Regions from separate parts of the Homo sapiens genome. Here region 2 is linked to region 1. A link is an interaction called in ENCODE POLR2A ChIA-PET data of the cell type or tissue named here. Cell type or tissue: MCF 10A. All regions are shown on one strand. Each heading gives the region's core, and the rest is flanking DNA. Links, peaks and the distances in the headings are about the cores only.

What was found. Peaks named below come from ENCODE experiments on the same cell type or tissue, not always from the same donor. Only the 100,000 strongest peaks of a DNase experiment are listed, where the experiment ranks them.
Region 2: POLR2A ChIA-PET joins it to region 1 with 11 read pairs; 1 of 35 experiments calls an interaction of 5 or more read pairs at or near these places.

Annotation. Positions count from the first base shown.
Region 1 is chr2:4,860,467-4,864,871 of GRCh38, forward strand. No RefSeq gene overlaps it. Among named protein-coding and RNA genes, the nearest start is that of LINC01249, 210 kb to the left of the region's middle. In MCF 10A, for the core only: no CTCF peak of the experiment used is centred there; a DNase peak (open chromatin) is centred at 1,735.
Region 2 is chr2:4,912,403-4,916,807 of GRCh38, forward strand. No RefSeq gene overlaps it. Among named protein-coding and RNA genes, the nearest start is that of LINC01249, 260 kb to the left of the region's middle. In MCF 10A, for the core only: no CTCF peak of the experiment used is centred there; DNase peaks (open chromatin) are centred at 979 and 2,319.

The DNA.
Region 1 (4,405 bases), core at 223-4,222:
TCTCCGTTCGTATTCCACGACGAGAAAGGAATACTTCTGAAAAACGCTTTACAGAGGTGATGAAATATGAATAGGTCTTGTAAGAAAAGGAGTGTTTCTCCCTTTAAAAATAAAGATGGTCACTCTCAGAGGGAATGTGTTTCAACAAAAGGGCTGAATGTGACAGCAACTCACATTCACCATCCTTGTGTGAAATTCCAATAACAAGAAGTGAAGGTCTATGGAAGGCCGATGGTCACAGGATCTTAAAGCGACAAAAGTGCTGAGACATCCTCATCTCTCTCTGCAACTCCTCACCTTCTCCTTGCCCCACTTTCTCTCACAACTTCCCACTGTGTTGAGCAATTGTATCATTGTCTCTTACCTTTTTTACTCACTGAAATGTCCATTCCACCAGGGCCTTGGTCTTGCCATTTTGTTCATTAGCAAATCCCTAGTTTGTAAGACAATGCCTGGCATGGAGGAAGTGCTCCATAAATGCATTAGAAAATTAAGAATAAAGGAAAGAATAAACGTTTGCTTTGGGCCCAAATTCTGGCTGGGTGTCATTAAATAGCGGCATGACCTTAGACAGGTAAATCCATCTGAATTTTGGCTTTCTTACTTTAAAAATTGGAATATTAATAATCGTTGAAACACTAAGGTTGATGAAGGAGTAAATCATGGATGCAAACCATTAGCAAAATGAGTACCTAGTAGTTGTTAATGCAAGCATGATGGTGGTGCTGGTGATGCTGATGACGCTGATGAGATTAGTAGGACTAATAGGATTTTTGGTTCCGGTGGTAATGGTCATACTGGTGGTGCTATCTTTCTCTCCGGGGATTAAATCAACTTCTTGGTTGGTGACAGTGCATCACCTCGTGTCCCACTGGAGCACACCAGTGACCAATACCAGATACACAGGGACCAGAGCTACTCATTTTCAAACAGTCACTCCCACTCAAAGAGCTTAAACATCTTAACTTGAAATTAATGATGTTACTCATTCATACAAACATCTGTCGTGAAAAATCCTGCCTGAGATGCTATGTCCACATCTAAGTGTATGCATGTTCCTCCAAGATCCTGAAAGTAACGTATTTCTAAATTATCGTATTAAATGGTGGTGGGGTTATGACAGTCTCTTTATCATTTGCATTTGATTACAGTGCGTAATGATTAGAAATCTTTGTTTTGTGACATATTTCGAGTAATAACTACAGTCATTGCCATTGATCTCTACATCCCAAAGTGGGAACCCATCAAGTCATGCAAGAACCTTTGCTCCTACTCAAATCGAATTTGAGATAAGCTACGAAATGGATTCTCTCTCAAAACCCTGAAATAAAAATTTTAAGCAAAAATAAAATGAGCTTGTTCTAATAACAGGCTCACCAAAAATGAACAATTCACATTCTAAAATTCATCTAGCAGAAGACGCTTGACCCAAGTGAGTGGCAGTCCTTCCCACCAAGGACTTACTTCGTGAAAGGAGCAAACAGGCCCCACTCTCTGCCAACCCATGGGTAGATCTCTGCAAGGTATTGTATTGCCCATCTCCAAAATCATTATTATCTCATTACCTCTCATAAGCTCACCTTGTGTTATTTCCAGTAGGACATCTTAAGCTTCTGCATTGCTTAACCTGCCTTCCAGCAGAGAGGTAGTCATGTGATGAGACCCATCTGAGTGCACCAGAGCAAAAAAGATAATGAATAGCTTAATTGTCCTGGGGCCACTGAGAACTTTGTAATTTAGGAAACACGGCCAGGAGATTGCTCATAACATCCTGGCAAGTTGACTCATTTGGAAAAAGGTAGAGTCTGAGTGTGCACATTCTGTTCCTCCTCTTTACATCACTTTAGGGTTCACCTGAGAGGACGTTCAATCAAAGAGCTGATTGTATGTGCAAAGAATGTGTTGTATTCTCAGGTGGCACAGAAGACTTCTTGTGCATATACCGCATTATAAAGACAGAGGCCTCCACCATTGTTTTGACAGCAAAGCCCCTATGTATTTAAGGGCAGATCTCTTCTTTGTCTAGCATCTCGAGCTCTCAGCCTGTGTGAAGCACAGTGTCACTTTGAGTATATTCTCTGTCCCTTCTCCCTGTAAGGTATTTCCTTCCTTTCTTCATCTTCACTCATTGCACCTCTCCCTGGGAGTAAGAGGCAAAATCGCACGCCAGCGTGGAAATGACATTCCGCTGCTGTGGCTGCAAGATGGCTCTCAACAAAATGTCCCTGGAGTCTGGCTGGCCGCCTCCTAATTGGCCACCATGGCTCAATTTCCACTCATGTTCTGCGCCAAAATTAGAAGGATTTAATGCAGACGAAGCTCCTCCAATCCCACTTCCTGACACCCCATCATTCTAAGAGACACACACAGTCGCAGATAAGCAGCCTCTTTTCCAGCAGTTACTCAAAGGTCAGAAAACTCTATGAGAATCAGAGAAAAGAAAATGTCAACCTGGGAATTACTGGATGTGTGCATGTGCAGAAGGCCAAATCTTTTAAAAGATAAATATCATAGACAGAGAGTGCGCTGAGGGACCTTAGGGTTTTCACAGTTTACCGTGAGATTTATAACATCCAAGCTGCTCAAGACAGCACTCCATGTAGCATTCAAAGATCTCCAGGAGCTACTTTTATTTGTTTTTCAGCCCTACACTTGCTTCTTTTCATTCCTTTTTCCCCACATTTCTGGGGATTGGAACTTAACTTGACCCAGGTTAGATTAAATGTTCACTCCCACATCACATAACTGTAGCCAGGAAGTTAGGGTTATTTTCTTAAAAAAATTAACAGCTGCCTGAAATGCTTAGTTAAAGAAGAAGACTGGTAGATGGTTTGTTTTTTATTATCTATGACTAGAATAAAACAAACGAAAAAGTACATCAAGGATTCTACTACTACCACCCTCATCAGTAACAAGAAGAAGATAGTTCAGACTTTGGAGTCACATTGAACACCAGATGTGACTTAATGCCACTATTTCTAATCCATGTGGCCTTGAGTGTGGTCACTTAGAAATCCCTTAACTTCTCAAAGCCAAACTTGCCTCACTTTTAAAATGGGCATGAGAGCAATGTCTGGGACCTGGGAGAGTTGAGGATGCACGCAGCACACTAGGCCCAGTGCCCATCCCCTCTTCAGCTCTGGACTCCACTAAGAGAAATCAGACATGGTGAAATGTGGTCCTGAGGATGACAGCTGCGATTCACTTCCAAGCTTCAGACCCTGCAGTGTCACCAAGACAACTGCATTGTTTCAGATGCTGCTTCTTAGGGGGCCCGAATTGGCCCAGAGCATGAACTAGATTCCCTTAGTACTAAATAGTCCTGCGAGCACCATGGGGACTTTCTGTAAAAAGCAGTATTATTGTCAGTCCTTAGGGTCTACAAAATGCTCAGTTATAATTTTACAGTATTATGGATAGAAGTGTTTTAGGTTTTGAAGACTAACCAGGAGATAACACATAAAGTAGGATCTTAGTGTAAAGCTTCTTAAAATGTATTTCCATGTGATAAAAGACCAGATAAATGTGTTGATTCACTTTGTCCTGAAAAGAAAAACATCAGTAAAAATTAATTCTTGTTACTCCTGTGTTCAAGTTAATAAAAACATTGCAGTACTTTGAAGCACGTGAGAACGTACTGGTTTTAAAACAATGATGACCTCTACAAAATAGCCTACATTGCCAAGGTGTTGGTTAGAGGCAGTGTAGAGTGAACTAGATCCGTCTATATAGTTATGAAAAGCTTTGGTGACGTTTCATGAGTTGCATTTTTTACAGATTTATCCAACATTTTAGTTGTATTTTTGTTTCTATTCTTAGGTAAACCAGACAACGATGTTATATTTATCTTCAGGTTTAGAGGAATTGTGATCATTTTGGCCTTTTACATTCAAAAGGAAATCGTTGTGGTAGGTGGAAATTGTTTGTCACATCTAACTTTCTAGAATGGCGACATTTTAAAGGTTAGATAATTTTTTGGGAAGAAAAAATAGTACCACATTGCCCTTAAGATGTTACTTTTGCTGGTAAGTAGTGATATTCCTGGGGCAAATGTCATCTCTGTACCACAGGGCACCACCGGGCACGGACGTGCAGCCCTCCCCCACACCGCTCCGCAGTGAGCTCACTACAACCTTCTTAATTGCTCTGAAGCTAGGTGGGCTTCCAAACGCATTCTTAATGATCAGTGGACCGTGAGCTCAGAATCTTTGTTTCATGCCCCCCATCAACAATTGATCTGTAATTTCCATATGATGGAGACAAAAATGTCTCTTTAGTAAGGAAGTTGCTTTACTTCCTAGAGAGACATATATGAAACATACAAATCAAGTGAGGGAAAATTTAATTTTCACGGCTATAGGTATAGGAAAGAGCCAATTGTCCCTATTTAAAACACATAATTTGT
Region 2 (4,405 bases), core at 70-4,069, 52 kb after region 1:
GTAGAGACGGGGTTTCACCACTGTGTTAGCCAGGATAGTCTCGATCTCCTGATCTTGTGATCTGCCCGCCTCGGCCTCCCAAAGTGCTGGGATTACAGGCATGAGCCACTGCACCTGGCCAAAAACATAAATTTTATACACATCTTACTCTTATGAATTCATTGGCTTTTTCCTTTGAAAAAAAAATTACCTTAAGTGTAAGGATTTCTGCCTGTCTCATAGTGGCTGGCAGAACGTTATCTGGTTACCATCCATAAATGAAGTCGTCTTTCCCGCACAGGTAGGATTTCATAGCACCCCTTGTATGGTAGGGCTATAGGGCTCATCTTGAAACTGATGGCCCCTGCCTAACCAGGGCTGCCCTTGTACACATCATCTGTATTAGTCTGTTCTTACTCTGCTAATAAAGACATACCTAAGACTGGGTAATTTATAAATGAAAGAGGTTTAATTCACTCACAGTTCCACATGGCTGATGAGGCCTCACAATCATGGCGGAAGGTGAATAAGGAGCAAAGTCACATCTTACACGGCAGCAGGCAAAAGAGATTGTGTAGGGAAACTCCCCTTTTTAAAAACATCAGATCTCATGAGAATTATTCACTATCATGGGAAAAGCACCGGAAAAGGCCAGCCCCCATGATCTAATTACCTCCCACTGGGCTATTCCTACAACAGGTGGCAATTATGGGAGCTACAATTCAAGATGAGATTTGGGTGGGGACACAGCCATCTCCCAAAATTTGCCATGAAGATTAAAGTCTATGAAGAGTTACTGTCTTTGAGATATGGTGCTCTTCAAACCTATGTTCTGGAACTATATCTGCAAATTCTGGCAAGTTTTTCTCACCTTGAATTCACCATCTATATTCCGCATAAAAGAGGTCTGTCTTCTCTCCTACTATTTTCCAAATGAAAAGTGGTTGTAATCACGTTTCCTAAGGCCCCTGGCTTAATGACTCACAGGATATGTCATTCGGGCAAGGGTGCAATCCCAGTATTAGAACACTGAGTTCTAGTCTCCTGGTATTTGGGGACCAACAGATGATATCTATAACCTTTGTTTTTCCATTTGTATAATTTATTTCAAAACATAAGTAATGAGCATGATCTCTTACAGGCATTGCTAAGTGTTAGTAATACAGAGGAAAAAAAGAGCTTATAGGTTAATTTAGAAAAATAAGTAAGTTTTGCGCATCTTTCATGTAATTAACACTATGTGGGATGCTATTTTGTAGATGTTGTCTTCATCCTTTTTCCAGCTTTGCAAACCAATTCATAGAGGTTAGGTAATTTATCCAAGGTCCTAAACTACCTATTAATAATTGATAGAGTCTGAGTCTGCACCCAGTTTTGCCTGGACACAAAAAATTGCCATTTCCATGAAGCCATGCTCTAAAATGAGATCTCTTCCAGTACACATATTAACAACCCTGGCTTTAAGCAAGACCTTTTCTATCTCTTCAGATACTAGCAAAGTTGGATGTTGGATGTAAAATTTCCAATTTTGTCTAGTACCAGTATTGTACTTCTCAGGTTAGTGAAAAAACTAATAGCTACAGATATTAAATCATGATGATTACGAAGATGCTTTGCAATCTATAAAAGTTACTACAGATTGATCCTGTTAAAATCCCTATTATTTCTGTTGCACCAGGAAAGGATAAACAAAATTGCTTTTTGCTAGAGACAGAAGATTATATTCTCATCTAAGGGTGAATACAGTCGCAGCTGGGCCTTTATAATTGTGACTCATTTAAAATGCCTCGTTATTAAAACTGGATTGTTTTGGATTGCGACTTTATTCAATTGAGACAATTATGTGTTCTGTGTGATTCAAATCAATGATTTCAGGCAGCAGTTGATTATTTCAGCTTAATTTGTTGTGCCTTTTGCGTTTTTAGACAGGCATTGGATATCAAATTCTGAAATTAGATTTTAATTTCCTTTTGTGGGAATTTCACATGTATATTGCATTAGCTTTCATAAATGTCATGATGCTTTTCTCCCTATGCGAGTTCATGCATAAGCTCAGAAAATATCGATCCACAGAAGCACAGATTCACAGACTGTATGCAGGAGCACACAAGTCTCCCGTAAAGTGAAGCTGCCACTGTGGCTTTGGGACAATTGAGTATACTCATTGTGTCTACTGTCCCAGCTCCAGGATACTTTGATGAAGAAATTTCATCCTTCTGTAGGTTTTCTCTTTTCTATGCTTTCTAGGAGGAATTATTTAGAAATCAGTGGAAGCTCCAGGAAATGCTACCATAACGATGAAGCAACTGTATGACTCAGCAGGTGGAAATGTCCCAAGCCCTTCTCTCCAAGGGTTGATGGCAATCCATGGTGCACACTGATGATGAAATGTGTTCCCGTAAACAAGTCTTTCCTCTAACTTATTAAGACGCCTGCAGCCTTAAGTGAGTCTTGTGGAGGCAGACAGGTCCCCACAGTATCATTTGTTTTAGAGGCAATTTGGACTCTCAACTCATAATTTGTTCCCAGCCACGCCCTGGGGGTGGCAATGAAATTGTCATGTTCTTGTGCAAAATTATGATTTTTACTTTTGGAAATATGTAAAATTACAAGAATATAAAACTCACCACTAGTGGCTGGGGCCAGCTATACTTAATAATCTGTGGTGGGTTTATCTGATAACGGCAAAAAATAGTGTGGTGGGAGGAAGAAGCATGGAGGAGGAGCATAGATCAGGTGTGGTGCATAAATTACTAAATATTCATATGTAACAATTATCAGCTTTGTTTCAAGGGGATGCAACTGAAGTCATGGAGGTATCCTACAGATAATAATCAACTTAATTGGAATTTGAATCAATATATGTCTGACTCCCAAATCCATACACAGGTTGACTCCTAAATTTCGAAAGAGTAAGTACCTATCTTAAATGATATGCAAGATATATCAAATTTTTAAGGGGATTTAGATATTGTGACCTCTAAATGCTCTTTTCAACTTAAAGCATATGTGATTTCATGGTTGATTGAGCCTACCCTGGGAGATGAAAACTGATGTAAGAGAGATATTAAGAAAGCACTGAGACTTAAAACAAAACACACTATTCCTGTTTTGTAAAATTTCATATTAAGACCAAGAAGGTCCCATAGAGATGACTCGCTGCCCTAGGGAATCATGCAACCTAGATCAGAAACGAATATGACTGTGCCTTCCAAACTAGAAATCTGAGTTCTCTGTAATAGAGAAGTGGCTCATCCACCAAAAATAAATAATTGTGTCAAAACAAGAAATGTCTGACTGTTTAAATATGGTTAAAGAAGAATCACCTAATATATGCTGAAAATCAGTAATTCTCATGGGCATCCTACCAATTTCAATAATGTGAGCTTTATAGCAACATCGAGACCAGGAAATAGATGGTCTAAATAAATACACAATCTCAAAAACAGAAATCCTACCTTGTGTGGGTTTTCCTTTACAGACCTCCATGGATTACAAAGGAATCTTCTTCATGGGAAGAGAATGATGGTACTTTAACTTGGGGTGGGAGTGGTTGCAGTATGGAATTATAGTTCAATTCTGTTTCAATTGTAAAATAGTGGTGTTACAGCTTGAAATTTGAGATCTCCTGGGAATTTGTCAACGCTCTGTGAAAGATCCGACTATTTTACAGCTCACAAGAATTTTTTATTTGTTGATGACATTCTCAATCTAGAGAGTCAATAAAATGCTGAATGAGGAGGGAGCCTGCCCACTTAATTGTCACTGGGGTTTAATTCATTTTATTTTGCCTGCTCTTGCCCAGAAAACTTCCCAGGAAAACTAATAACTTTTTGGATGATGTAACAGATCAGAAAACATCTCTTACACTCTCACATCCATCTTGCCTGTGTTCCGCCCCCTCTTCCACCATTCATATTCCGTTCCTTATACTTCTTTAGACATTCACAGCTGCCAGAGATTTAGTTTCACAGTACTGTGCATCATACCAATTTCCTGGAGCAGGGTAGGGAAAGACCACAGGACTTTCTTCATAAATTATAGGATTATTTTAAACCTTATACTCTGATATTTAAAGCTCCACAAAAATAATATCATGCTAACCTGTCTAGCTTTCATTTTTCACCACCCCTTCATGTGTATCTTCGCAGAACACAAACGGGCATAGTCTCCCCTTCCTCTATGGTTTCAGATAACATCTATGTTATTATGACTTCCAAATCATGAATCTAGATTGTTCTTTTGTTCCGTACGCATATATAGCATTGTACAGACTGATGTAGACATTTGCAAAACAATATAGTTTAAAATACTTATAATTTTGTACCCAAACATGCTCCTCTTCCTATGTTGTCCATTTTTACTAAAAATGCAAACATCAATCGATTAGTCCAAGCCAAAAAATCAACTGTCAAAGTCCCCTCCT